Linked DNA regions of Mus musculus: region 1 is linked to region 2. Evidence: chromatin loops called from intact Hi-C (ENCODE). Cell type or tissue: left cerebral cortex. All regions are shown on one strand. Each heading gives the region's core, and the rest is flanking DNA. Links, peaks and the distances in the headings are about the cores only. Region 1 has its middle 15 kb from the start of Gm39311. Region 2 has its middle 87 kb from the start of Gm39311.

Evidence for each region. A loop is a pair of places that touch in the nucleus more often than their neighbours do. Peaks named below come from ENCODE experiments on the same cell type or tissue, not always from the same donor. Only the 100,000 strongest peaks of a DNase experiment are listed, where the experiment ranks them.
Region 1: a loop joins it to region 2, with 2.3 times the contacts of the local background. A loop is called at or near these places in 2 of 42 quality-filtered maps.

What each region holds. Positions count from the first base shown.
Region 1 is chr9:23,558,461-23,574,003 of GRCm38, forward strand. No RefSeq gene overlaps it. Among named protein-coding and RNA genes, the nearest start is that of Gm39311, 15 kb to the right of the region's middle. In left cerebral cortex, for the core only: no CTCF peak of the experiment used is centred there; DNase peaks (open chromatin) are centred at 3,667, 7,686, 8,354 and 8,751; H3K27ac peaks cover 668 bases.
Region 2 is chr9:23,486,780-23,502,322 of GRCm38, forward strand. No RefSeq gene overlaps it. Among named protein-coding and RNA genes, the nearest start is that of Gm39311, 87 kb to the right of the region's middle. In left cerebral cortex, for the core only: no CTCF peak of the experiment used is centred there; DNase peaks (open chromatin) are centred at 8,827, 10,081 and 11,076; H3K27ac peaks cover 4,466 bases.

The DNA.
Region 1 (15,543 bases), core at 3,460-11,459, 70 kb after region 2:
CTCCTACTATTGCCTACCATCTTGGGCCCCCAGTTCCCCTCTCCCCAACCACCCTTAAATCTCTGCTCAAGAAAAAGTGTCCAGAGTACTACCATCACTTTCTATCATCAACAAAAAGCTAGAATGTTAGGTCCAAAGTGGACCCCCCCCCCAAGTTGCAGTGCTTATGACAATGTCCAAAACAGAAGGACAATGACCAGGTAAACAGGATTGTTATTGGGTAAACAGAAACATAAATTCAGAATTGCCCAGGAGTCTCCTCAGGTAGGAAAATCACTATTTCTTTTATTCTCCCCAGCTACCATGTACAAGGTCATCTAGTTCCTGATTACCAGCAGATCGAAGCCCCCATGCTAATTTCCAGTCTGTTCTGGCTCTCACTTTTCCTCCTGTGCCTGTCCCCTTAAAACTGACACAGCTTCTCCCCTGGCCTTTGTTCTTTGCCCCCTGAAAGATAGTTTGAGTCCTCAAACTAGTCAAGTTTGATGGTCTTACCACACCCTCACATTTAGGTGATGAGGGATCTGACACAGGAATGAATTAATCTTTTGCTGTATTCATAGGAGAATGTGAAGTGGAGGAAGGTAGGATATGAGGATTTGTGGGCTACAGACTGCTCTGGTCTTCTCCAGTGCCTCTTCTTTCTGCTTCTTCCCATCTGCTGTGAAGTAGACGGCCTCCACTAATATCTATTCTCTATATATTCTGCTTCACAACACCATAGGATCTTGAAGTGAGATAATGACTGGACCATATTAACAATCAGTCAAATCAGGCAATACCTCCCTTTAGTTGATATGTCCAGATACGTGGCCCTTAGCACACATACTGTGCACAGATGCAGGAGGATGCTTTTCCCATCAGGCAGTGCTGAGGTAGGGATATCAGACAAGTGTTCTCTCTCCAGTTTTGATTGCTCCTAGGAGTCATTTTGACTCCACTGTCTCTTTACCTGAGGATGGTAAGAGTTATGGATATTCAGGACTAAAGGGAACAGATTTCCCCTAAATCCCTCAACAATTTAAGGTAAAACCCTGCCGTGTAGTTTTGAAAATCACTAAGAACACAGAGCAGGCAGTGTGGAAGTCAGACCATGAGGCATAAGAAGTATTGAAGGTACCACTTTCCTTTTCTGCTCCGCTCCTGGTGAGATCACAGATCCTGTCTGAAGGTTGCAACCTAATTCCTAATATGGAACCTGATTTTATGTTTGCTCCATCTCTGATCTTGCACATACTGACCAGAGAAGAGCTATTCTCATAGCACTTCCCTGTATTGTAGTACCTATTCCAGGCTCAAACTCAGTGTTATTCCTCCCCTCAGAGGAAAGAAGGTCAGACCTTTATAGCTTCCTAAATCAAGTGATGTGCTACGAATTGACAGTGATAATCTTGGTTCTCAGAGTGGCACACTGTAGTTTATTACTAATATTTTTATGAGAAAGCTGAATTTCACTGGGGCTGGGTGGACTACTATTAGGATAATCACTATGTTTTAAGGGTAGCTAGTGTCTAGCACTTCTTACCGGGGTGAGTTCCATTCAAGGTTTGGGCTTAGCTCCAGGCACTTATCAAAAAAGAATCCACAGTCTGGGGGCACTGTTGAAGGAATGTTAAAGGTTAAGGTGTATATTCTATCAAACAACACTGAAAATAGGTCATATTCTGGATTGGGTCAAGTAATGGAGCGGAGTTTAGGCACACAATAAACACACAGGTATTTCGTAAACCATTGAGAACTACTGAAAGCAGAGTGCAGGGAAGCCTCTTGAGAAAGAAATCCCAAGAACCAGGGGTTCTGATGTCCAAAATAGAGAAGGAGGATGTGCTGGCTTTTGACAAGACAGAACTTTTCCTTCATTTTTGACTTCTACCTTATTGTTCTAACCAGATCCTCAGCACAGAGGAGGACTGTAGACATTGGACAGAAATGTTGTTCACTCCATCTACTGATTCAAATGCTATTTAGTATCCTCTGGAAACACCGTCAAAGACACAGCAAAACAGTGTTTATGAGTTTTGTAGGCATCCCCTTGTCTTCTCAAGTTGATATGTAAAATTAATCTCAAAATCAGCTCATTCTACACCCCTGTAGAGGAAAGTAAGACTTAGAAATGTTGAGGTCAAACTTGGTCATGTGTGATTGTATGTTGAGTTCCTCCCTTAGCGTTTCTTGAGCCTTCCTGTTGGGGATGTTTTCTTCCTCAAAAAGGATAAAAATTTTTTTCTTGGGGACGTAGTAGGCTCAGACAGTAACCTTGGGGTGACATTAAGTATAAGATATAATGCATACCTGTGTCCCTGCTGTCTGCTTCCTGACTAGGAAAGGAAACAAATAAAAGTCTCTGAAACAGTTTGGAGTGCTGCACTGTGTTTCTCAGATCTGGCTCTCATTTCTTCAGCTGATGGGGCAAAGCCCATGCTTCTTGGTGCCCCGTTTCCCACTCTACAACAGAGTAGCTCTCAGTGTCTATTCATGTTCATTACAAAGAGCATGAGGAAGGATATTTAGCCTCTAACAGATCCAGATCGATACAGATCAGATATGGTTGTCAAAAGTTTTGTTGCTGGAGAGATGGCTCAAAGCTTTAGAGCACTGACTACTCTTCCAGAGGTCCTTAGTTCAATTTCCAGCAAACACATGTTGACTCACAATCATCTGTAATGGGATCCAATGCCCACTTCTGGTGTGTCTGAAATCAGCAATGCTGTAGTCATATACTTAAAATAAGTAAATCAATTTAATAAAAAAATTTGTTAAACAAAGAATAAAATCACAAATAATAGTAGCAGCACTAATTCAGTTTGAAAATAATTTTATTTCCTTGATGGAAATGAAAAATGTACTGTTTTCCTTTTGGTTATGGACATTAATTATGTAAACAACTCAGGTTCATTATAAGAAACATAGTTCAGATAAGTCATATGAAAGAAGGATTCACCCACAATCCACTTCTCAGGTAGAAAACCATTTTTAACTTCAGTGCAAATTTCTCCTTTGTTTTCTTTGTTATGTGTGAATATATGCAAGTGTTATATGATTGTACTCCACCCTCTCCTATGTACACACACACACACACACACACACAGAGAGAGAGAGAGAGAGAGAGAGAGAGAGAGAGAGAGAGAAATTTATCCCCTTATTAGCTGAACAGTTCTGAAACTCCCTGTTGACCTACATAGTAATAGATTGTGAAAATCTTTTCATACCAACAAAATTCAGCTTGTAAGTAGCTGAATTAACATTCCATTGTGTCAGGGAATCATGATTTATTTAAATAATTTTCATTGCTGGAAGTTAAAATAAAGTTTCCTTCTTCCTACTACCATGATATTAATTTTGTATAGGTTTCATTCTGACTTTTTCTTAAATGGCTGTAAGATTCCTTTGGTCATGTCCATCCTCCAGCATCCTCTCTCAATCCCCTTCCTCACAACAGGCCCCTTTCCTGCTTGATGGGATTTAAAACAACTTAATTATCCTGTAGAGTGATGCAACCAACATATTTAGTGGCTTTTCAGATCAGTTTTTTAGGAGGCATTCCTAGAAGCAGAATTGTGGGCCAAAGCATATGCGCATTTTGTGGTAGCTGAGAAGGAGGTGGGCAATTTCAGAAGGCCCTGCAGGTGCTGCTCACAGCAGAGTACACGAAGAAGCTGCTTTCTCCACAGCCTTGCCAACAATAGGCATTTTCCCTCCCTTAAAACTTTGCCAACTTGAGATGTGTAAAATGGTATTTTGTACCCATTCCCATTTCTTGCTCAGTGGTGAGCTTACAGGGTTTTTTCCCCCATATGTTTCTTAGCCATTTGCATTTTGCTCGTTACATGTTGTGATTGAAGTCATCTAGAGGTACAGGAGTGCGTTTATATCCCTTTCAATTAAAGAAATAAAAGGCAGGAAAGAATGTGTTGCTGGAGATCTTGGAGAGTCCCAGTAAAGTAGATACAATACCTGGGAAGTCGGGGCTCCCTCTTACTGTTCTTAGTTTCATTAATAAAAGAATTTAAGAATGTTCATGAGCAGAATTTCCAGGACAATTTATTAGAGTTTAAAAGGAATCCCCAAGTCAGCCAAGCTACAAATCGTGAAGCTGCTGGAAAGAAGGTGAGACAGTGGCTTAAAAGACAAGGCAGCATGAAAGTCAGCCACCTACAGGTGATCAAAAGGTGGGAAAGGGGGCAGAGCAAGGATGCCCAAACATTAGTCAGGCAGCTTAAAAGCCATGAAGTGGACATTTCTGGTTTCTTTGAAGACTCAGTTGTGTCATGTAATTTTTTTTTCTTGAACTGTTTTATGAGAGGATGTTTTGCTGAGGCATACATGTCGTGTTTTTCTGGAAGCTGACTAGAAAAGGGGCATGTAATGTTTTGCTAGCCCATATGCTTGAGATGTTTGGAAGGGGAATAAAAGTGACCCAACAGACAGTGGATGATGGTGTGTGGCATTGTTTTGCCTTGTTACTCTTTGCTTGTCTTCAGTGGACTTTGCTGACACCAGTCTTCACTGATGATGCTGTGGCATTGGTTCACTTTGATTCTTTGCTGATCATTGTTTGTTGTGATTTCATAAAGAGAAATACACCAATGAACTAACTCATGATATTCTGTCCGCTTCCTGCCACTTCTGCAGACTTGGGCCAATTAACAGAGACTTGAAATTTCTTGATCAAACTGCTGTTGCTCATTCACGAATAGTGTTTGTTAGTGGATTGCACCACCACTGTTGGTTTGTGTGAACTGAACTGCTGATATCATGACACTGAAAATTGGAATCACCCAAGAAAACAATTTCTAACAGGTCCACACCCCCTTTGGCCTATTGACTTGCCGCAGACCCTTTGGGCCCCTTTGCGTGGAACGGGTCTCTAGTCGCGGGTGAACAAAGTGTCGGATGAATTGACAGACAGATGCACACAGGAGAGGTTGTGTAGGATCTGAATGTAATATCTAATCGAGCATCAGACTTTTTATACAGAAGACAATAAGGAAGTTGGGTGACATACCCTCACGGTACAAAGAGGTTACTGGATTCTTACATAAAACAGAGGAATGCATACACAGAAGGTCTAACAGGAATCACCTGGGATAGAATTCATTGTTAACAACTGGGATCAACAAGGGCTCCACCTAAGATTCACTTAATCTTAGAAGCCAGGGTCAAGGGCTTCATGCCCTTGCCATAGTTCCTATTTTAGTCTGTTGTATAGTCCACCTTCCCCTTAGGCCATTGTAACTACGTGTATGGGTGTAACTTCGCTATAGTTCTAAGTATCTATTCTGGTTTCTCCTTTGGTCTGAAACTTCCTTCTTCCTTAGTGATGGTAAATTCCTGTGTAAGGGAGTAACTTAGCTTTTATTCAAAGTGACAGTTTAGTACCAGAGGCTATTCTGATTAGCAACATTCTTACTGAATTTCAAGCCCGTGGTCTTGCTCAAGGACGTTCTAGGACTGTTGGAACACTGGCGGAAAGCTTTAGCTATGTCAGAATTCAATCTTAAAAGGCACTTATAATAGGATAATACTGAAAGAGAGCACATGGATCCATACACTAGACTAACACGGGAATGGAAAATTAATGTATGGGTTAGAGAGAACGCCAGACTCCAGGAGCAAGTTTCTGTGAAACTCTTTTGCTTCATGAGTAGCTTTCAAGCCTCAGCCTGTTACTGGAGAACGTGGCATTGACTTTTCCATTACCTCTGGTTGGTGCTGGGCTAGAATGGAGGAAAACTTGTTTAAGAACCCTTATTAAAATAGGTTTTAAAAACTCTAAGCCTACAAGTACATCTATGCCCTGGCCAGCATCTAAAAGCAAATGACAAAGAAAAAAAAAAAAACCAACTATTTATGCTTTCTACCTTTTAGAGGCAGTTGTCGGAAAGGTGGCAGAGCCAGCTCTAGCTCAAGGCTGAGTCTGGCCCTTCACTAGGTGCTAAGGATTCTGAACAGGGAAGTCATACTATTTTCAGCTGAACCTGTTGTCCTGCGCTTTTCCCTTGCTAGGACCCTGTCCTGCTTCCTTGAATCAAAACTCATGGAAGAAACAAGGCTGTGTCATCACTTAGATATAGATTTCATGTTCTTTGTTCAGTAACATTTCTAAGTAAATACATTCATCAATAATCTACCTAGCTTATCTAGGGTATGGAAGTTCAAGTTGTTGTTTTTTTAATTTGTCTTATCAGATGCAGCCTTTCCTTACTGAGAACATCATTTTAAGTAATCCAAGTGCCAACCAAAACCTTTTACTCCTTTCATTTTCTCTTTCTTCCTACTTTTCTGAAGTGTGGATCCATTCTCTCTACCTTTAGATAATCTTGGACATTTAGTTTGGGGCTAAGAATAAATGTCAATGTAAGATGCCGCTCAGGCTGAGCCAGAGTCTTCGATGAGTGTTTGTTTGTCTGTTAGGTGTGTGGGTGGAGAGTTGGGTATAAAGCCAGTGTCTGGGAGATGTCTGCTTGTATGAGAACCCGGAAGGCTTCTGCTACTCCAGCACGTGTGACAGGAGCACAGGCCACTTGTTAAACCCAAGCTATGTTTTGATACAGACTCAGGAACGATAAACACAGCCCACAATGCAGACATTTTAAACAAGATTTCACAGAGAATTACAAGTGATGAGGTAGCTTCTAAAACGACTTCCTGCAACTCCACCAGGGATTATAGAGGCTTCCTCTGGTCAGGTGTGCCTGACCCTCGAATTTCTCTGAGGTCTCAAATCCTCCCTTCCCTTCCCTTCCCTTCCCTTCCCTTCCCTTCCCTTCCCTTCCCTTCCCTTCCCTTCCCTTCCCTTCCCTTCCCTTTCCCCAGATAGTCTCTTCTCTTCCAGAGTCCCTTTTCTTGGTTACTATATTACCTTATCTCCCCTGTTTGCTGAGTGACTCTATTCATTCCTAAACTGTAGTAGTTAAGGCTGCTTGCTTACTGGTGGCCTGAGTTATTAGTAACCATTACTACTTCATGATCCTGAATCTTTCATTCTCTTTGAGGACACTGTCTGCCAGTCTGTGCTCCAATATCATTGCTTCACTTATGCCAGTGCTGGGCCGTGGGTGGGGGAGAGGTTTTTAAACTTTATCTGAGGTCTGGAGCTAAAGATATTCCTCTCTTGTCATCATTGAAAGTCATTGGAAGAACACTCATGTGACCTGAGAATATCACATACTTTCTATAAAGCAAAGCAACAAAAGTAAAAAAGCTGCAAAGCTTCTAATGCTATGTGCAGTAGTTAGTGTTTTGGAAACATTCGTTAACGCCTGGCCATGCTAGTGGACATTTCCTATTTTCCTTTTGAAATCCACAACTCATGTCCACAGTTGGATTCACCCAGTGGTGGATACAGAATATTTTTCCTAATTATCCCAAACCATCACTAATACAGTGCAGTTGTGTCTGATAGACTTCTACTGAAACATTGTGTGTGCAGGGAGGGGGGTGGTTTAAAGCACATTAAAGGGGCAGCTTATAGGTCCTTAGCTGGCACTGTAATTCCTAATACTTTATTTCCTATCTCTTAAACATCAGCATGCTCACTACACAAGAGAGCTGGCTTCTTTTCTCTTGAGAATTTTCTCTTTTTCTTATAATTCACAAGCCATCATGCCTTAGTAAATATTCAAGTTTTTCCAGACACCATATGTTTATTTTGTTTCATAACCATCTCCTCTCAGAACTATGCCAAAGCACCATTCAAAAAAGAAGAATTTTTCCACTGAGATTAAGCGCTCTCACCAATGTGTTGGCACAAATCAATACAGCTATAAAATGTTTGCATTTATTTTCCCGAGAAACCTATTTCTACTCATGTTAGATAAAGAGGGCAATGGGAAACCACAGCCACAGTTCCATACATGTCCAGCTTAGTGAAGAATGGATCAGGACAGATGTGAACACAGCATGGGCAACTCTCTGGAAGCTGCATCATCAAAATGCATGCATGACAACTCAGGAACACTGCACCACAGCAGTTTTCTGTGCATTGGGTAGACAACTACACCACTATGGAGTCTCCCGCCTGCTCCCCTCCATTGTCTGATGCTTATATGACCTCAGGAAGGAGCCTGCTATGTCTTGGACGTATTACGAATTGCCTGAGTGTTACGTGTTTCTTATGTACTTCATGCGTCTCTTTTCCTTCCAGGAGGAAATCTTTCAATGAAGAGGAAATCGCTATACAACACGTGTAGCCCCGCCCCTACTGCGCTGTACAGTCCACTCCTACGAATGTGCTCTGCCTATCTTTTTGTCTTGTTTATAGATGTCCACATGCACTGCTCCTTTTCTTCACGTCCCTCTCCTCTCTTTCTATTAAGACAGCCAATTTAGAAGCTCAACTATTTTGCTGACCGCGAGTCAGTTCCCTAGTTGCTTCCCTTTTCTCTTTCCTCTAAACAGTAGGTAGCAGGCCAGGTTGTTTAGTGTGTTCTCCTAAGTGTATGTTATCAGCAAGCCTCTACTTCTGTTCCAACGTTTTCTTGCCCCTGAAATCCCTAGATCGGCTGCAGAAAGTTCAAACGTACAGAACCATTTCTCTTTAATTGCTTGGTTGGTGTGACATATGGCTCCAGTAGCCTCCTAGGTTAGCTTTGCCTCATTCATCAGAAAGAAGATGTGCCTATCCCTGCCAAAGACTCTTATCCTGTTTGCCTTCAAGAAAGTCATATATCATCTGGCCTGGTCCAGAGATGTTTGGCTTAATGCTGTAATTATAACTGTGAGTACCTGGACTGGCCCTCCTGCTGGCCTCAGATGCAGTTGTTTCTCATGAGTGTGACTAATGGCCATTGCTGAGGACAGGAGATGATTCATTTCCACTGACTCCTGTGGTTTCTAAATAAAACACTTAAGCAAAGAATAGACAAAAGGAAAGTTTCAGACAGTGATGAAACTGCTGTCAGTTCTATCTGACATGGTTTATTTCCAGCTCAGGGACCATACATTAGGAGTAAAAAGATAACTCACCTCCTAAAAATTTTGTGATAAATGTTCACAATAGTATGATTGAAGTACTTATTGAAAAGCATGTTATTAACATGAAAAGGTTTCCCCTAAATTTAGTTAATAGTGTACTGACATTTTAATAGAAAGCCTTACTGATAAATACTAAGCACTGAGTGGCTGAGTAGACAGGACCTGTGAGGAGCTGAGTTGACTCCAGACCTGTGACCTATAAGCATACGTGTCAAGTGTGTTTAATGCTGTGTTCCCCTTAATCCACAACTCCCAGGTATACCAAGAAGCTACATAGGTTCTGCATATAGATCTCAAAGTGAGGAGGTTATATTTTAGAACCTGAAGTGAAAATGGCCAAAAGAGTCTAAGGAACATTAATGGTATGTGGCCTGAGGTCTGCCCACATCAGCCTTACCTGGATGCTTGTAAGGAACTCAGAATCTAGATCCCATGTAAGACTCCCTAACCCAGAATTTATGCTAATAGGAGGGGAGATCTGGAAAGGGGATAACATTTGAAATGTAAATAAAGAAAATATCCAATAAAAGGCAAAAAAAAAAAAAGATCCCAGGTGCTTTCTATTGAAGTATGAAGAGAACTGTAAGTCAGACACCTGCAACCCAACTCACATACATACCCCTCACAGCCCCAACACCCTACACACAAGCCCACAGACATCCCCACACCCCACACTCCATACACGCCCTCACACCCCATACATACCACACAAACTCCCACCCTCACTCCCAGTCTTCCCTGCACCTCTCACACACCCTCCCCCACACTGAGAAAAATACAGTGTTTGTGTCTTAATAAACCATAGAATACACTTCTTTCCTTCTCTTCCTTAAAATTCAAATCTCATAAAATATTTATAGAAAGGAAAACATTTGAATAGAGACAATTTGTTTGTAAAGATTTATTAAATGAATTAAACCAGGGCTTAAAAAGGTTTTACTGTAAAGGCACTGTAGGTAGTGTCTCTGTAAATGCCACAGCTGGCAGAGTAACAGCATGAAACAGGAAGGATATCTAGTTCTGTATAAACTAGCTGGTATTGGTTCAAACTTCTAGAATCTCACTCTGGGTAGTTTATTGTAAATATATTTAAATACAGTACAATTTAGGGGAAAAAATTCCTGGTGTACCACAATCCACTCTTCTTAAAATACATCCATAAAGATGTTCTAAAGACAGGGTACATGTGTTACCGTAAAGGCCTAGGAGAGAATTTGGTGTGGTATAGGATGCAGCTAGTAGAGGTATTTGGGGCTATTAGCTTCCTCCTGTGCTTGTTATGGGAGTGTGGGGAAATTCCTTGTGCATACAGGTAAAACAGAGATCACCTATCCTAGTGGTGAGAGCTTGGGAGAGCCACTGCCTATCTAGATAATGCAAAGGTCATCTAGACTCTTAGCCACCTCTGGCCTACTTGTGGCAGCTCTGTATGGCCTGGCCCTACAAATCATGAAGATCACCACACTATTAATCACCTCCATTATCAGCCTTCTGGTGGAAAAACATGTTACACATCTTTTTCTTAGAAAAGACAACTCTGTGTGTTTAGCGTTCCTTGTATCCCTAGACCTTTGTTCTTCCAATACAACATAAGAGAGTTATCATAGCATATGCTATGATAGGATATACTGAAGAGGCAGAGGCAAGAGGATCACCAGAGCAATATGAATGCAAGAGACCTATTTCTTATGGGTACATTTTGCTGTTAAGTTGATGTTATCCTATTTCTTGAGAATTTGCAATGGCTGTATAATGTGTATGATGACAGCTATTTATTAACCAGGATGCTTCCTTCACCAGAAAGTGATTGTAGCGTCTTTCAAAGCCAATGATATGGGCTGTAATGGCTTCTATCAGAATACAGAGGGTAATTAAATTAATGTATTAGAAGCATAATTCAGGCCTTTTGAGATAATGATCGTGTGTACAATGGTGTATGAAATTAGACATACACATTTTAATATAATTTTGCTAATGGCTAGACCACGTGCAGTTTTATCTGGTGTATGATAGGAACAATGTTGATACCAATGACTATCCATTAGATCTCTCTCTCTTCTGATACACAAGATACTGAATGTATAGAATCTTATCTTCACAAAGAAAAGGAGTAGTGGGATTCTACTTTATCCAAGAACTGCATATGGGCTATGTATAGAGCTGGGTACAAAAAGTAAATTATGGTGGTGATATTTTTACTCCCTGATACCTTATCTCCATGAAGTCAGACATATGTTCTTTTTTTAAAAGATTTATTTTTGTTATTTTTATTTATGTATAGATATGTATACCTGTGTGAATTTATGGCATATACATATAGGTGCTTATAGAAACCAAAAAGAGGGCATCTGATCCCCTGGAAACTTGAGTCACAGGCAGTTGTGAGTCACCCATTTCAGGGCATGTGGGACCATGCTACCAGAACTGGGAATCTCAGAGATCGGAGACAGTAGGGTTGGAGCTACCCCCTCTCAGCCTCCAATGCCTGTTCTGAGGCCACACAGAGAACCACAGGCACTCAGTCACACAGCATAACACCTGGAGTTCTTCTCCATGCTAATGAGGCACCTAGATAGCCTTAGCCTTCAGCCAATGACCTTCTCTTTCTGGATATTCTCATGCCCTTCTCTCAAGAGGTATATAATCCCTGGATCACTCCAAATAAGGTGTATGCATCCCCCAATAAAGCAATATGAACAAACAAAGACCATCTCAGAGAGCTGCTTCATCAAAGATCACTGCTTGGAAAGCTTTCACCTAAAGGAGCAGTGCCTAAGACTCCCAAAGGCTTTTCTCTTCTCCTGTCCTCCCTGAACTCAGCACTTGCTTTCAATCAGACTGAACCTTGCTCCTCTCGGGCTCTTCCTTCCCCTTTCTGCCTGGCATGAAGTTGCCCCAAGGGGAAATGGGGAACTCTCGGATCCGTTCAGACTTCCTCTTCAGGCAGTATATCAGCAGCACCTGAGAGCCGGGAACCACAGCATTCGTCCCATGTCATGCTTTTCCCTTCCAGTCGGGCATGCAGTGGCATCTGATGCATCAAAGGGAAACACGGGCTGTGGATTCTCTGTTCTGGCCTTTGCTCTGTCTTCTCTAGGGGCGAGCAGACATCAAGACTCCTAGCAGAGAGAGAGACAAATTGCAGTACCAACTCATGTGATTGTCCAGTGCTGAACTCAGGTCCCGTCGAAGAGCAGCAATCAGCTTTTAACTGCTAAGCTACTTCTCCATCCTCAAAACCTATATTTTAGTAATATATCAGCAGTCTTATCATAAAGCTTGCTAAGAAGATACCCCTGGACTCTCTCTACTTCCCTCCCTCCCCCCCTCCCTCCTTCTCTCCTTTCCTTTCTTCTTCTACAACATGGTCTAATTAACAGTCCTTACTTGACTTTCAACATTGCTCTAAACACATAATAATCCAGGTTTTGAAAGAAAATATCAAACTAGACTCTAACTTGACTGATCAGGATCAAAACTACACCAAGGAAGACAGTGTGCTCCTTGTTACTTGACAGCTTATACTTGATGACTGTTTTGCACCATTAAAAACAACCTGTGTATTATGTCATTTAATAGATAATTTTTGGAGCAAAGTTTCCTAATTGCACCTAAGCTAACAAAAAGCATGCCAGACAGGCTGGTGCTCAGGGCAGCCTAGGTCTTCCAGGACCACTCAGTTCTCACAGCCCTTAGGTAACTGGGGCACACTGTTCAGTTCCCACTATTTCTTGGGCTGCTTAGATTGCAGAATCTTAAGCAGGAATATGGCACTTTTAATCTTGGAGGCTTGAGGAAGATTTCTTTGTCATCTCCTCACGGATTAGTCCTGCTGTATCTCCTCTATTGCCTTTCTTGGGGCTTACTTACACTGTATGTACTGCGGTTTGGATCTGTTCTCTGTATCTTTCAGGATTTACCTCTCTCTCAAATCATCTAAATGCAAGTCTGTCTGCAGATTGGCCACGGCTCAGTGTATTTTTTGATTCTATCAGAAACTTTTAAAGCCCCTGTCTTTGCCACGTGAACATAGCCTACCTAGATATTGTTCTAGGGATGATTTTTCTAGTGTCTTGTTTCATGTTATAGTTTGGATATAAAATGTCTCCAAGAGAGCTCATGTGATAAAAAACTTGGTTGTTAGCTGATGGGCTTTGCTTTGGGAAATAATTGGATCCTGGCTGATTTTATTTGTTTTGCCTTATCAGAGTATTAATCCATTGAATCTGTGTGAACAAGGTCTGTAAAAGCTGGAGCCTGGATGGAGAAAGCAGGTCACTGGTGTGTCTGTCAGGGCTGTGTCCTTGGACACTGGACATTCCTTGCTGTTGCTCTGTTTTCCAGCAATTATGAACGAGTGGTTTTGCTCCCACACATTGTCTGTGTACCCCAGGTACACAGCAACAGAGTCAGGCAACTATTGGCTGAAATCACATGAGAACAAAAGCAAAATGGATGTTTCTCCACCTAGGTTGCTATCTCAGGTGTTTTGTCTCAGTAATAAAATGCTGACATTTTTCATGCATATGAGTTGAGGTTCTCTGCTCTATACACACCCCAAGACAGCAGTGCACAGAGCTACAGGAGATTTTAAGGAGAAGAGTCATGGAGAAGAGAAACAGAGGTGGCGAATACCTCTCAACCAGGCGGTCTGCTGTTTGTTCAGGAGAGGGAAGGAGTATGCCAGACGATGACACAGGCATAAGAGAAGCTGGTGATGAGTCCTTTAGCCTCAGTTACCAGTCACATGCCAATTCTCACATTGGTCTTGAATCAACCTGAGTGTCTAATGTCTAGTAGCCCTGGCTAGGAGCCTCAGTGGGAAGGTTTGGGGTAGGCAATGCTTTTCAGCAGGTCTGGATAACACATGTTCCTGGTTTCCCCAGGGTGTTTTTTAGTTTTGATGCATGTCTCCTTTAAGTTTGTCAAACCTACTAAGTCATAACCACCCTGGAGAATTTCTATTTACAGGCTCAACATGGTTAAACGAGTCATCCTATCAGTTTGTTCTGGTCAGGATGATGAGATAGGTTCACTTGGGACTTGTAATTATCGCATCATTGTCAACTAGCTCAGGCACAGAGGCAAGGAAAGGGGAAATTTTACAGGAGCTTTGTCTACAGATACTGTTTAGGTAGCTTTGTGAGCAGGCAGAAGACTGAGGTAGGAGATGTAGCACAGAGTTTCCTACCTGATGAAGGAATATTTCTCCTAGTCAAAGTAAGCTAAGAGACTGTTCTTTTTCACCAGTTATGACTGCAGGAGCAATTGTCATGTTTTCCTAAGCACGCTCTCTATCCAGGAACAGAATGGGTACTGCAGTGAGCAGCTTCTCATACAAGCTTTAGCATCTTTCCCAGGATGCTATTATCTTTTGTGGCTCAGCAACTGCACAGAGCTGGCCTTGCATATCCAGGCTCCTACCTCTAACTCTACGGCTAGCATTGTGTGAGGCAATTCTTTAGGCAGTTCAGCCAGTTTCTCTATGCAATTTCTCCTTGGTAGGGTGAATATTGAGCTCCTCAAATCTCTCCTAAGCAGTCTTTACATTTTTCCTCCACTATATCCTATACCACATAGCATTCGAATGATGCCATTCTCAGAGCTAGGACTTTAGCTTTTTTTAAGGCAATAAAGCTTTCTGTGGGTTGGAAATAGCACTTTATTGGAGTGCTGCACTCTCCAGTGCCTGTTTGCGGTGATGATTTGTGTAGAAGAGTGAAGCAGAGAATGAGAAAATAGAATTCTGTATGTGTGTTGTAGCTACATATGGTCAAGAGAGCTACCCTGCTTGAGAAGGGAAGCCCACTGGAGAGCTTCAGAGGAGAAGCTGAAGGCACTGGGGCAGGTGCTGTGGGGTCACAAGTGCTGCATCTGTCGTCACCCTGTCATTCTGGCAGGATATAGGCAATTCGGGATGAAGGGAGAGGGATGAGCTAGCTCAGCAAACTCCACATACAGCAGAAGAGCCTAAAAAAGAAGAGACAGAGTTTCTTGTCTTTTGGCAAGAGGCAGGTGAGCTTCCCCTCGTGCTTCACAAGAACTGATGGGATTCATTCCATCTTAACCAAACTCCAAAGTTGCCTGATAAGACTTTCTCATTTCCAAATGTTCCTCGAAGGCCTATCTGTCCTGGGCCATCTGTCTAGAGAAGAGATTTGTCTGTGTGTTCATAGTCACCTGAGCCATGCAGAAGGTGAGAGACATTGACATCTGAGCAGCTTAAGTCTTAAGAACATCTCGGATAGCAGCTCCTCCTGACCACACCACTTTTTTTTTCCTTTTTGCCCCTAATGAATGCATCCAACAAGGCATATCATGGGTCAAAAGTAGACTTTCTGGAAGCCAGTTATGAAGAAAAAGAACTTTTATCAGTGAGATGTTATTTTCCTGGAGAGGACACAGCTGCTTTCTCATAGCTATCACATTTCATCCTGTTCAGCCAATTTCTCCCCAGTCTAAGGAAGACCAACTGTATCCTTCAAAGAATGCTGTCAGAATATGGGCTCCCACTAACAGAGGGGCTCCAATTGAGAGGAGTAAATATAGACAGAATCCTTTGGATAA
Region 2 (15,543 bases), core at 4,884-12,883:
GAGCCACCACCTCTTCAGATCAAAGTTGTCACCATGTCCTAACTTTCTGTTTACACAGAAACTAGAAGGTCCGTCCAGCACATACAGGGAAGACAGTGACACACACACACACACATACACTCACACACACACACATCACCCTTTCTTGGCCTTGAATATGGATAAACTGCTCTGACAGGAAACTTTTATGTACTATTGCAGACATACAAAAGGGGTCACCAACCATCCATGAATATAATACCCTAATTAACTGGCAGGATCAGTAAAACTCTCTTGAATAAAGAAATAAAGCCGGATGGACAGCCTTGTGCTGGTGACAGCTCTGTGTGGACTGCATTGAGCTTAGTTTGTGGAGCTGCCATCACTCCTTGTCACTGGCAGTCATCTGGATCAGACAGGCACCAGCATGTGCTCTGGGAAGCACTTCGTGTGGAAGGAATTGCCTTGGGGGACAAGCACCAGGATATTTTAATTAACAGTCTCCTCCCAACGTAACTCTCAGGAGCAAACAAGAACAGGCTCTGATTCTAAATCCTTACACGCAAATCTTTAGGGACCTGGGATTTTAATTCTGAAAAAGGGACAGCATTCAAGTGTCTGAGAAGAGTGACTGGAAAAGATACTAGGGTGGGTAATTATGGTGACCCCTACCTAGGCAACCAAACAGTTTAACCAGACAGTTAAATGACTTAAACACGCATGAAATCCATTCTTCTTGTGGTTTCCTTGCACGTTACTCTGAGCAAGCTAAGTCTGAAAGGTGAATGAGCAGAATTTTTATTTAGGGATGAGCCTTGAAGGGGTGGGAAGATTGTTTGAGACAGAGGAAGAGGTGTTATTGAGACAACAGGCAGTTTTAAACCTGTCAGTGAATGTGGTACAGAGAGGCACAAAGAGAAGTGTGTGTGTGTGTGTGTGGTGTGTGTGTGTGTGTGTGTGTGTGTGTGTGTGAGTAAGGGCAGAAGAGGTGCTAAACATCTTCAATCTAGAAGGGCACTCTACCCCAGTCATCTGAGGGTCCTTAGAGAAAATTCTAGGGCAGAAATTCTCCCAGTTTCTCAATGGTTCCTGCCAAGTTCTCTATGGTTCCTGTTTTGAGAGAAAACTTGCTGAAGAAGTCACAGCTGAAAGGAATTTAGGCTAAGTTGACTTTACTGTGCAAAAAGTACGTGTGTGTGTGTGTGTGTGTGTGTGTGTGTGTGTGTGTGTGTGTGTGTATACATTTATGTTCACCTGGGAAAGCATGCTTACATATTGGCTGGAATGAAGTATCTGTGCATTTAAGACTCTGGTAACTGAATAAAGAGAGGCTAGAAGACATTGTGATTGGAGGGAATGTGGGCTTCAGGACCTGCAGTGGTGTAAGACCTGAAGCAGAGACGTGACAAGGCATCTCACACCTGAGAGTTTCGAGTTGGGGCACCCTACCTATCAAGACGCCCCTCTTCCTCTGTCTCCCTGTGGTCTATTTCGTTGACCTGTCTGGGAATACCACTGGAAAAGAGAGGAGGAGCCATTGGTGGGAGTTCCCTCCAAGCCCCAGAGTCCCGTGGACAGTGAAGAGCCACAGTCGCAACCCCTGGGCAGTGTTCATTTTAACAGAACAGAGCAAGTGTTCTGAACGGAGCATACATTTCAGTTTTCTACTTGTTGACTAAGATGTGGCAGGATGGGATAAAGGGCAGTTATGGTCCAAACAGCTGCTCCTGATGGCCAGCGTCATCAGCTGTGGTCATACCTAGGAATAAAGGTCCTGGACTCACAGCTCATACAGAACTGTTGGAACAATTCTGTCTTGTTCTAACCACTTTGTGTCGTGAGTCATCTTGAGCCTTGAGTGCTTCTATAAGATGCTTTTGCTCAGAGCTGGGACTTGGATTATTACACATTCCCCCTAAGGGTCACTGAACAGTGAATCTGTGCCTTTAGAAAATGTTTTTGGGTGTGAAAAAAATTAACGTTGACTCCAAGAGTATAAATACTTTTTAGTGCATACTCTTTTCTGCACAATCCAGCATGGAGTTTAAGGATCAGATCCTGAACAGCCTCTCTTGGCCTCAATGTTGAAATGGGCATCAGAGGAGGAAGTAGCTTGTAGTAGGCAGGTTGGTGCACCTGTGCACTCCAAGTAGTTGCCCCATGATGGGACATGTGACTGCCTCATCTTATGCTTTTTAAAAGGGGATTCTCCACTCAGCATGTGGTCTTGCTCTGTAATCAGAGACAGTCCGACCAGGGAAACTTTCTACCGACCTTGTTGGCTCAACCTTGTTGGCTGGCTTCATTTGCTCTCGGTGCTAAACAGCTGAGAAAAGAAAACGAGAGCGGAAGGAAAAGGAAGGATTGGATGACAGGGTTCTCCACGGCGCCTGCCGCTCCAACACATCCAGATCTCAGTTGGGAGCAGGGGTGGACTGAGGATCACGCAGCGAAGCATTCTCTGTTCTGCTGACTGCATATTTGGCAGTGTTTGTTTCAATGGAGCCATGTAGCCCCCACAATCCATTTAGGTAATGAATCCACCGAGCTGTCCCCAGTCTCTTATTTTCTAAGTTGTGTTGGAGAACGTCTTTCAGACGGCTTGGGAACAGTTGGGCGTGCCATTCAGAGGTCCTTGCAGGAGAGCACCAACTTTAAACTGGTGCTGCTTGCCCTTTGAAACCCCAGCAACTGAAAAGGCAAGCTTGACATACTTTGTCTTTGTATTCTGTAGCTTTGGCTTGGATGGCTGGGCTTCTTAGATTAAAGAATGCAGCCGTGAGAGGGTGTCAGCCTTGAGGCAGAGCTCCTATCCTGAGTTCCATGGGCTCCCAGTGTCTTCCTTTTCTTGAGAATGGAAGAAGTCAGCAAAAGATGGGAGGATTTTTTGCTTTGTTTTGGTCTCCTCTCTCCCATAATAATTCTCTCTGAAATTGGTATTTCTTTCCTTTAATTTTACTCTGTGAAGAATTATAAAAGTGTCAGGAAACAATATGGTATAACCGATTCTAATTTTTGTTCTAACAAAGCATGAAAATAAAATAAAACAAAATAATTTGCAAACTTGGGGACTTTTACATTCTATTAGATTCAAGTTCTATTTAATCTCATTTGCATGTAAATTTTGTGATTTCCAATCTATTCCAAGTGCATGAATTTTCAGTGCAATTTCCAAAGCAGGATGTCCTTTTTAAAAAAAAATTGTATCCATAATTTTTCATTTGTATGACTAGCTTATTTGGATTATCTACCCTGCCATGAGGACAAGCATATTGAAATGCCTATCTAAATAATATATATGCATGTCATCTGTCACACATAGTATAATATTTATTATATTTATATATGCATGCAACTTCATTCATTCACTCATTTCTGCTCTTCCATATAGAATCACGGGATACATTTTTACTATGAAGTGAATCCTGAGAGGATTCCGGGTGCTTAAGCAGCCAGGATACCACTGATGCAGACACATAAAGGTCCTGCACCACAGTCTGAGAGGGGCTGCTTCAGCATGGGTCGTTACAGATCGGACTTTATCTGTGTCACCTTTAAACCACTGCATGGAATAACAACACATGTGACTGGGATTCTGAAATCTACGAAGCTGCTCTTGCTCTCTATCAGAGTGGTGACCTAGTAGCACCCAAATGGCTATCCTGCTGGGACACAAGGTGCCCTTCCAGTTGGCCTGGCTGTCCTTCTCACTGAGGTGATGGAATGAATATTGGAATTATGTGAGCTGAGTTTGACTAGTCTGGCCCTTGGGCAGTGAGCAGGTGGTCAGTCTATACACATGCATACAGAGGAGTTATCAGGGCATGTCTAGGAATCCCTTGGGCTTGGCCTTGCTATAAGTAGAAAGTGAAGCCTTTGGGTGAGAGGCGTTTCCCTCGCAGACATAAGGATCTTAGTGTTTACAGAAGAAGAGATAAGGGAGTGGAATAGAATATCCAGGGTCAATGCCAGTTCTACCCTTAAAAGGAACAGTCACAGTGTGGCTTCTTGGGAGCTGCTCAAAAAGATAGGGATAGTGTTCATGGCAGCTGCTACTGTGCCTCCTTCCTCTAAGTGCCCTTCCTGGACCCTTATACTCTGTCTTTTGCTGGCTAGTCTCTCCTGAAGGAATGAAGAGAGTCACCTGCTCTTTTCTCCATCACGGACTGTACCATTTCTCAGCTTGACTCCCTCTTAGCAACTGATTAGCCTTCCATTCTTTTCTGGCACTTCTGTAGCTGACCCACAACCTCTTCAGGAGCCGTTTGCTGGCAATCTCTTTGAGGTCTTTGGATGTCTCTAATTGGTCTAAAACAGTTAGGTGATGTATATGATCAGAAAGGGAACTATTCAGAGAGCTAGCAACCCTTTCGAACTCCCAGCAACATTGACTTAGTGTGCTACCTAGTGGACCAACATGGATGGGATGGCAGGATCTGCTTGTTGCAAGCCTTTTGAAACTCGTCTGACGGTCATTTTTTTCGCCTTTAGGTAGAAGGTCTGGAATCATAGAAGAAAGAATTATTCTGCTTTGCCCTCTCTTGGTTTCTGACCCACATCATATTTCTTATGCTGAGTGACCTCAGCGTTTTTCTGCAGGAAAATGACTGAATTTTAAAAGCTTTCCCTGATAATGGTCCCGAATGAGATTTCAGAGATAGAGCATCAAAATGCAGCTTGGTGACATCAACTGTACTGCACACCTTAAGATAGAGCCACAGGAAATAGTTTTCTAAGCCAGGGAGATGACAGGCCATAGTTTGGGTTTTGAATGGCCCTGTAAAGGCTCAGCCTGTCAAGGTCTTAGTCCCCGAGTGATCTGTATTAAAGGTGAGAAAATGCGTAAGTGATAGGAACTGGTGGAAAATCTGATGCCATCGGGGAGGGTGGGACCCCAAATCCTTTCTCCTCCTCTTTCCCTTCCTGGACACACACTGAGCTACTTTACTCTGCTGTATCTTCTGCCATGAGAACGACTTTTGTCAGTCTTGAAGCAACAGAGCCACAGGGTCCCGGACTTCAGCCTCCAAAACGATGGGCCCAAATGAACAGTTCCTTTATTAAGTTGATTATTTGAAATATTTTATTATGGTCACAATAAGCTAGTGATATTTAAAATGTATTTGCCATTCTAAGGCAAGATGGCCTACTTTGCAGATTGATGCTTCACTGTTTTAGCTACTGCTAGTGTTCTATGGCAGGGGTCCTGAGAAGTAATTTTCCAGCCCCATAGAAAAGAGAGCCTTGAGTTTCTGTCTAGACCTGCATAGGAGGGAGCCAGTCCTATGTGTCTTCCTGCACTTTGCTGAGTTCATGACTACAGGAGGACCTAGTTCCTCACCACCATCCCTCTAGCATAAATAATGACATTTGAAAAACAAAGTAAAGTGAAACACAAATACACACAAGACTCCTTTAGGAGTCCTTTGGATAGAGTTTTATCTTTCATTTGACCTTTTGTTGGAGACACAGAAATTCATGAACATAAAAACATAGCTCAAGCTGCTTGTCAAATTGCAGACTGGAAACCTCGGCTTACTACAAATTGATCTAATTACGTGCTATTAAAATTGGTACCCCAGGGTGAGTTCTTATCCTTTGCACGAAAGATGACATTGCAGATTTCTGTGTACAATGCAGGCAAGTCAAATGCTTTTATGGGTGAATTTTCCAAATGGGGATAGCAAAGTGCCAGGGACAGCGTGCTTGAAACATGGAGATGTGTAATTGCTAGGGATTGTAGTTTTCATTTCAGCAGATTAAAGAGAAATAAAAAGAAGCCATGTCCTTCATCTGCAGTGCCTGGACAGTCCAGACTCAGCCTAGGACTGAGTGGGGAACCATAGGAGGGACTGTGAAAGCTCAGAGGACCATGGTGCTTAGTCTCCCTGCCTTCTCTCCCAACAGCATCTCAGCTCTGTTTGCCTTCTTCTTTGAAAGCTCATTAGGGATTTTAACAAATCAGAAAGGCTTCCAGCAGATAATGCCGTTCTGTAAGGTAGCCATGCTGCCCTACCACGAGCTTTCATATCGGCATGTCTCTGCTCAGTTGTGAGAACACCAAAGCCACCAGTTAGAAAGCAGTGAGGAGAGAGAAACACCTCCACCATGAAGCAGAGAGTACTGATTGCTCTTCCACCACTACTCAATTATCTCCCCCCTTTGCACTGCAGGATATAGATACAGTATAGGTTGCTTTCTGTACACAGGTGAGGTCAAGTGAAATACAAGGCCAGAGCCCGGGGTTGGGCAATGGAAAAAGAAGGCAAGGCTAAAAGTTTTGGAGAGGAGACAGAGAGACAAAGAAAGGGAAGAAGGACAGGAAAAAATGGAGGAAGAAGAGGAACTGGACCCACGTGGCCTGAAGTAGCCACAGGAAGTTATGGATATCATAGAAAAGCGATAGAATAATATAGGGCACATTTGTCCAATCTAGGTGGGCAGATGTATCAATATCAATTGAGTTTTAAGTTCTTTGTGTGAGTATTTTATGGGTTGAGAATTTACTGTTATAAATCTGACTGATAAATTACAAGCCTCTAGAGTCTTAATTATAAGGGGCCAGTGGTTTAGAGCTAGCTACAGGGTCTAGCAAGGGGCAGATGGCATGGGAAGATACAAGCAGATCATTGTCAGCAAACCGAGGGAAACGGGGCAGACCATCTCTTGGGGACATACATGGGGGTGTTGCCAGTGAGTAGCAGGTGTTAGTGTGGATTGTTTCTATTATTAATTATTACATGCTACAGGAAGGAGTCATCTGTGAAGGGAATACTGGGAGATGGAGATGCTGTCTTGGTGATGGAGCAAGGGAAAGTGGGATCCTAACCATGTGCCAATGCAGGGAGCTTTGAAGACAAGTAGCCAGATCTGTTACATACATTGTTTCTGAATTCCAGGCTCAGGTCTATTTGATGGCCTCTTTCCACCTCCCTTTTAATTCATTGTGTTTATTTATTTGTTTTATTTTTGCCTTATCTTGCTGATGTTGGAAATCTTACATAGAATCCCATATATGTGGTAGGCAAGCACTGTACCACTGAGCCATACATAAGCCCTTCACTTGGGCATTTATGACCATAAGCTGAACTCTTGATATTCTGGGACTTTGAGTTTCCTTTTGGAAGAAAATCTAGGAAACAGTGTAAAGACCCCAAGAAGAGTGAAATGGAAAGAGAAACATACTATCTGAAGAAGTATGACAGAGAGTGGGCCTGGAGAGTCCTCACTCTTTGAAGAGCTGGGCTGATAGTATTATTCACCAAGCTTTCACTCTTCAAATCACCTCTGAGGAACTAGCTTCCTAGATCTGACAGGGTTTTACAAGTATGTGAGTGGCTAAAAAGTGTCATGAAAGGATCTTGTAGAGTAACCACAAAGCCCTCATATAGGGGACAAGAAATAGAAGTTGTGGAGACCAGATACTGCCAGCCCGTACCCATGGCAGTCAGTTGCCACAGCAACTATTGGAATAGGACTTGTGGAGAAGATATGAAAGATAGCAATATCTAAGAGTCATCTTTGTGCTTTATCATCATCCCATGTTAGAGTTATGCATAATTTACCTGGAATCTAGTTTTTAAGATATCTATGATGGTTAATCTCAAATGTCAACATGATAGGATTTAGATTCATATAGAAACAAACCTCTGAACATATATGTGAGGAACTATCTCAATTAAATTGAGGTGGAAAGTCCCACTTTAAAGGTAGGTGGTGCCATTCTATGGACTGAGATTCCTAAAACGTAAAGGAGAAAGCATACTAACATTCCCATTCTATGACCAGTCACCTCCTGCTCCTGGTAACATACCTTCCCAACTGTGACAGCCTGGATACCCTGAGAACTGTAAGCTTAAATACGTTGGTACCTTCCTCCCTTTCAGCTATGAACATTTATATCTGTTCCAAAAATCATTCGTATTAAAACAATATTCCCTAAAGCATGCAAACACAAATACCATTATATGGAAAGCATGAGTTATATTTATACATTTAGGAATATACATGTATAAATATTTATGTACTTCAAATAGTAACTAAAGAAAAAGAGACCATAAAATTGAGAGTGAGAGCAATGGGGGTACATGAGGGATCTGCTGGAACTGAATGGGAAAAGGTAAATGGTGCAATGGAAATGATATAAATAAGAACAAAACCCTTTATGCTCAGGGACTGGAACGATGGTTCTAGTGGCAAATAGCACTGTGTCTGCTCTTCCAGAGGACCTGGGTGTGATTATCATCACCCACAGCTCACAACTGTCCCTGACTCCAGTTCTAGGGGATCTTCTGGCCTTTGTGTGCCTCAGTCTTCCATGTGGTACACAGATCTAGAAATGCTGGCAAAACAGTCACATGGATAAAAAAATAAATCTTTTATTAATAAAACCACAATTTAATAAAGATGTTAAGCCTTTAGATAGTAAGTAGATCATGAGAGATTGCCCCCATGAATTGCTTAGTGACTTCTGGAGAGATTAAAGGACTAAATTTGTCCCTCACCCCTTCTACTGTGTGAACATACATCATCTGTCCCCTTAGGAGGATGTGGAATTTCAAGCATCAACCTTGAAGCACATGTTATGTGCTTACCATAAAACAGCAAACTATAGCAGATCTATTCATTTGTTTTTGTCTCTCCTTTCTCCAACTAAATGTTATTTCATGACAGCAGAGATTTTGTTTTATTACATGACATTCCTCCAGTACTCAGAATAGCATCTGACTCACAGCAGATAAAAACTGCCCAGGGAGGATCCTGCACAGGCAATGGAGGCACACTAATCCAGTTGGACAGCCTTTAGTATCTTCAAAGAACAGATACCAGCGAAGAAGTGGAGGGTTCCAGAGCTGGCATGTGTCCTAAAAGATGTCACGCTTCGGGTCTTGTTCTCTGTCCTTCAGATACTTTAAGTGCTTAGGCAATGATGGCTTCATGGCCAAGAAGGTGCCAGTTGCTGCTAGCTCAAGTCTGAGGTATCCTGGCACAAAGCCCCAAGTCATCTTGTTCTCCAAGATTCTGACCGTTAGAGCCATAATGCAAATGAAGGCCTTCTGGAGCACGCCCTCATGTAGTTTTTCTTAGTACATATGTAGTTTCTCCTTTGGGGACAGCATGCATGCTTTTCTATGAGTATAATAAATTTTTCTAAAATAGAAGACAGAGGTAAAATTCAGCACTGATTTTAGACTTCTGATTTTTTGGACCGAGTCACATTTTAGGAAAAGGAAAGGCAAAAAGGCCTTGGCATTGGGTTTCAGAGGAAATTATAGAACAATATGAAAACTAGGTATGGACAATGACATGCAAAAATCAAGGTCCTGCTCTATTAAGAGAGGATAAAATAACAACTGACAGTCAAATCTGGTCAACTGCTTGTTTTTATAAATAGTGTTTCATTGGCACACAGCCTGCTTATTATTTAGAAATTGTCTGAGGTTAATTCCATGCTCTAAGGACAGAGCTGAGTAGGTGTGATAGGACAGTGTGATCCATAAGGCCTAAAATGCTCACTGCTTGGAAATCTACAGATAAAGTTTGCTGACCAATGATATAGAAGGAAAGCTGTGTATTGGGAACCCAACTAACCTAGATTCTAGTTTCTGCTCTGTAGCTTAAGCTGTATCTATATGAGCAACTGGTCGACCTTCAAAGAGCTATGTTTTGTTTTGTTGTTTTGTTTTGTTTTTGTTTTTAACTTTTCATACAAGGTATGATCTGGGTTTATTTACTCAGATGGATGTTGACTTGGATGTCTGTAACCTAAAAGAAGACTCACAAATTTGTTGAACAACAGTAACTGAAAATAAGACACTGAATTTTAGTAGGAATATGTTCAGTGTCTGTGAATCAAAGGGATACAGAGGCAACCAGATGAAGTAAACCATGAGGAAACCCTGAAGGCCTGCTGTTCCTTGCTGTTCATTCCAAGAATGGCTCTTAATGCGTGTCTTACTTACTTTCCTCATTCCTTTGACAAAATATCTGACAAAGGGAATTTAAGAAAAAGGGTTATTTTGATTCACTGTTTGAGGATGTAGAAGCAATGGCTGCAAGAATAAGAGGCAGATGGTCATATTAGAGCTGCAGTCAAGAAGCAGAGAGAGATGAATACTTGTGCTACACTCAGTTTCTTCTTTATCCCGCCCGCCCAAAAAGAAGTAGACTCACAATTCCTTGTTACAACCTATCTCTCTGTTATAGAGTTTGTAATTTGCATACTGGGAAACCAGACAAAGACACACTATCTCAGAGAGAATGGTCTTCTACCAGTAGGCCTCTGTGTTGTGTGTGAATAGGAAGGAGGGAGGCCGAGGTATTGATCCCTTAGGCTGCACAGCACATTTTTCTGAGACCCTTGGACTTTGCTTAGGCAAAATCCCACAACTGCTTTCTGCTTTTTAATGCAGTCATAGATCTTAGCCCATGGGATGGTACTGCACACAGTTTGTCTGGGTTTTCTTACCTCGGTCTAGAAACACTCTCATCATATCCATGTCTCCTAGGTAATTCTAAATCCCGTCAAATTGACAGTTAATATTAGGTTTCACAGTGTGTTTCCTATACCTGGGGTGGAGGATAGACTTTAAATAACTCCAAACCATACAAATGAAGGGAGAAAGGTATCCAAGTAGGGGGGGAGAGGAAGACTCTACATGATGATGCCACGTGTTCTTTGCTTCTGTTGTTATTGTTCAGCCCTGCTTTTCCCTTTTCTAGATGGGAAACCCAACTGATGCATTTTTATTTTTCCGTTTGGGTTTGATGGTTTCTACCTGCACTCCTGTCTACTTCTGGCTAACTCCACCAGCCTCCAGCAGCTTAAGCTAAGAGCCCAAGACTGGCAGTCACAGAGAAGCAGCTTTATGCTCCAAGTTCATTATTAACACCTAATATGACCTTGAAAAAGTTGCTTAATCTTTCTGAACCTCGGTTTCATGGGCTGTAAAATGAAGAGAATCCATCCTCATTAAATCACTGTGAAAATGCTAATGAGATTGGATAACTCCTTCCAGCACCCATCCCCCTGCTTGCCCTTTGCAAAAGCGGTGGAACAACTTACAAATTAGATGCTTTGAAGTCAGAGGCAGCCTCTGTTGTCATTTCCAAGAGATGAATCCTGGCAGGCTGTGTGCCTGGTTTTTTTAAAGCTTTGCTGACATTTATATATAGAAAATATGGAGGCGTTTATCATCCACTTCTTTTAGAACAAGCTCCCACAGGTCTGAGGCTCTTTAAAACAGAAACATATTTAAATGTATATAAAGATCATAGAAGGATAAAAATCTTCATGCGAACTCAGGGGGTAAGTCTATGGGATTTGGAGAGGGCATGGCTCAGAATCTGGCATGTTATAGCTTTCTTCTTGCATGTCCTAGGAATACTCTGTGACAGAGGATTGCAGAGTTATCAGGAGTTTGTTTCTATTGGTATAGGTTTAAAATGCCAGGTAGGAGAACATAACATTCTTTTTTATTTGCCAAAGAACCTTTTTCTCCTCAAAATTTGTGACCTAGAAAGGTCATACAGAATATTAGCCTTCTCCGGGCCCTGATCATTCTCACCCGAATGTTTGTTCTTATACCTTCCAGATAAGCGAAATGTAGGCTAGTTTGGTGGGGTAAGCTGGAAGCACCTGTGACCTGTGATAGCAAAGCTGGGAATCAAGTCCATCTGAGTCAGGCCATTCTTCCAGCCACCTTGAGGTCCCAGCCATATGAGACAACGAGAAATAGACAGTCCCCTGAGTTCAAGCCTCCTGATTGCTTCGTGGGACAAGCAGCCCAGGTAGACAAAATTATTTGGTAACAATTTTAAAAGCTCACAAAAATCTGTAATTGTTCCAAAAAAAGAGTATTTTTTTTCAAACTAGATTTTAAAAGAAGATAAGAGAATGCAGAATGTCACAAGAGGGCCTGAGGTAGCTAACTGGTAAATCTTATAACCACATGGAAGTATTATACCATGGGATATGGAAATGCTGCTGCTGGACAGGACAAATGCTCCCTTCCCCAAGCATCAAGACTCGACTCTGCCTTCTTCCCTGCCCTTTCCAATCAGAGAAGAAGAGTGGATATCTTATGGTATAGCAACCATCCTAAGGCCTTCTGAGTTGTTTTCTAGCTGAGAGATTCAGTATGAGATGTGTAGCCACAAGTTGAGAACTTTTGCTCTATCAGTTTCAAAGTTTCTGGTCTTAGATTAAAAATTTTAATAAATCTGGGCTGAATTTTGCTCTAATTTAATTCATATGGCCATGTGTACTATTTGACACAAGCTAAGGTCATTTAGGAAAACAGAATCTCAATTGAGAAAATGCCACTGTCAGATTGGCCTGTTAGAAAGTCTGGAAAGGTATTTATACCAGTACCCTGCTATTTTTATTACTATGACTCTGTAGTATAATTTGAAACCAGCTATGGTGATATCTCCAGGTTCTTTTTGCTCAGAATTGGTTTGACTACCTGGAGCCTTTTGCATGTGAAATCCCCCAAACACTATTTCAGTGAAGAACAACAGGAAAATGCAAAAATCAAAGAAACAATGTTAGTTTATGAAAAAAAAAAAAAAAAAGAAAAGTTCGTGAACCCATAGCCTAACTGACTAATATGAAGAGATTCAAACTCACAAATTTAGAGACGAAAATGAAGACATCACAGCAGATATCAATGTAGTTTGGAAAATCTTTAGCAAACACCTTCAAAACCAATTATGTGGAAAAATCTAAAAGAAATGAATGAGTTCCTAGGTTCATAAGTTAAATCAAAATTAAATAACATAACCAGATTTAAAACCAGTAGTAGCATTAAATGTAATAAAAATATTCTTCAAAGTAGCCACTGATAAGTTCTATAAGACCTTTAAAGAGAACCTAACATACTAATGCTTCTGAAACTACTCTACAAAATAGAGAGGGGAGGAATTCCTCAACACTCTCTTTAAAAAGTCAGCATTACTCTGAAGACAGAGCCAAATAAAGATATGCTAAAAAAGAAAATTACAGATCAATTTTCCCAATGAACATAAATCTAAATATTCTCAATTACATACTTACAAAATGCCCATGAAATGCTAACACAGCCTAAGAACAAAAAGATGGACTAAAGTCCAGTCATATAAAGATGATAGAGGCCTTTAAAGGGGAAATTAATAAGTCCTTAAAGAAATATAGGAAAATACAACCAAACAGGTGAGGGAAGTAAATAAAACAGCTCAAGAACTGAAAAATAGAAATAGTAGCAAAAAAACAAAACAAAACAAAAACCAAACCAAACCAACCAAACAAACAAAACCAAAAAAAAAAAACAAAAAAACAAACAAACAAACAAACAAAAAATCCCCAGAAAAACAGAAAAACAAAAACAACAAAACCCCAAACTTAGGCAATCACGGAGATTGAAAACCCAGGAAAGAACTAAAGATACAAAAATTACCAACAGAGTACAAGAGATGGAATAGGGAATCTCAGGCATAGAAGATATGATAGAAGAAATTGATATATTGATCAAAGAAAATGCAAAATCTAAAAAGTTGATGACATATATCATCCAGGATTTTTGGGACATTATGAAAATACCAAACCTCAGAGAAATAGAAGAAGAAGAAGGAGGAGGAGGAGGAGGAGGAGGAGGAGGGGGAGGGGGAGGGGGGGAGGGAGAGGAGGGGGAGGGGGAGGGGGAGGGGGAGGGGGAGGGGGAGGGGGAAAGCACAAGAAATAAATTTCACACCAGTAAAACCAAAAGAAGAGACTCTCTCTCTTGTTCTCTTTCCTTTCCCACTCTCATAAACACACACACACACACACACACACACACACACACACACAAACACACACACACACTAATCATCAACATCAAAGTTACAGAAATTAACGATCATTGGTCATTAATATCTCTCAGTATCAGTGCACTCAATTCCCCATTAAAAAGACACAGACTAACAGAATGAATATGAAAACAGGACCTTCATTCTTCTGCATACAATACAACACACCTCAATATCAAAGATAGACATTGTTCAGAGTAAAGGGTTGCATAAAGATTTTCTAAGCAAACAGACCTAAGAAGCAAGCTGGGATAGCCATTTAATACTAAATAAAATGGACTTTCAACCAAAATTCATCAAAAGCATTGGGTAAGGACACCTCACACTCATCAAAGGAAAATTCCACCAAGATGACATCTCAGTTCTAAATATCTATGCCTCAAATGCAAGGGGACCAACATTCATAATAGAAACATTATTAAAGCTTAAATTACACATTAATACTCACACAGTGGGATATTTCAACACCCCAGTTTTAACATCACCAAGACAGAAACTAAACAGAGAAACCAACAGACATTATGAATCAAGTGGGCCTAAAACATATCTGTAGAGCATTTCACCCAAACACAAAATAATATACTTTTTTCTCAGCATTTTACAGAACTCTCTCCAAAATTGCCCATATACTCTGTCACAAAACAAGCCTCAATAAGAACAAGAGGATTGAAATAACCCCTTGCACTTTATCAGATCACCATGGATTAAAGTTGGACTTCTATAGCAACAGAAATAACAGAAAGCCTACAAACTCATGAAAACTGAAAAACTCTCTACTCAAGGACCACTGGATCAAAGAAGGAGTGAAGAAAGAAATTAAAGACTTTCTAGAATTCAATGAAATTGAGGTACAACATATCCAAACTATGGTGCACAATGAAAGCAGTGTTGAGAGGAAAAAGCACTAAGTGTATCTATAAAGAAACTGAAGAAAACCGGGCAGTGGTGGTGTATGCCTTTAATACCAGGACTTGGGAGGCAGAGGCAGACAGATTTCTGAGTTCAAGGCCAGCCTGGTGAGTTCCAGGACAGTGAGGGCTATACAGAGAAACCCTGTCAAAAAAAAAAAAAAAAAAAAAAAAAAAAAAAAAAAAAAAAAGAAAAAAGAAAAAAAGAAAGAAAAGAAAAGAACAAGAAGAAAGAAAAGAAAAAGGAAAAGAAAAGAAAAAGAAAAAGAAAGAAAAGAAATAAACAAACAAGCTTTTGAACAAAAAGAACCAAGCACACCCAAGAGGAATAAACAACAGGAAATAATCAAACTCAGAGCTAAAATCAATAAATTTGAAACAAAGAAAGCAATTCAAAGAATCAATGAAACCAAGAATTGGTTCTTTGAGAAAATCAACAAGATAGTCATACCCTTAGCCAAACTAACTATAGAGCACAGGTACAGTATCCTAATTAACAAAATCAGGAATGAAAAGGAGAACAGACACTGAGGAAATCCAAAGAATCTTTGGGTCTTATTTCAAAAGCTTGAACTCCATAAAATTGGAAAATCTAAATGAAATGGCTAGTTTTCTTGATAGATTCCACTTATCAAAGTTAAATCAAGGTCACATAGCAATCTAAACAGTCTTATAACCCCTAAGGAAATATACTCAGTCTTAAAAGTCTCTCAACCAGAAAAGGTCCAGGTCCAAATGATTTTAGCACAAAATTCTACCAGAGTTTCAAAGAAGAGCTAATACCAATATTCCTTAAAGTATTTCAGAAAATAGAAACATAAGGAACATT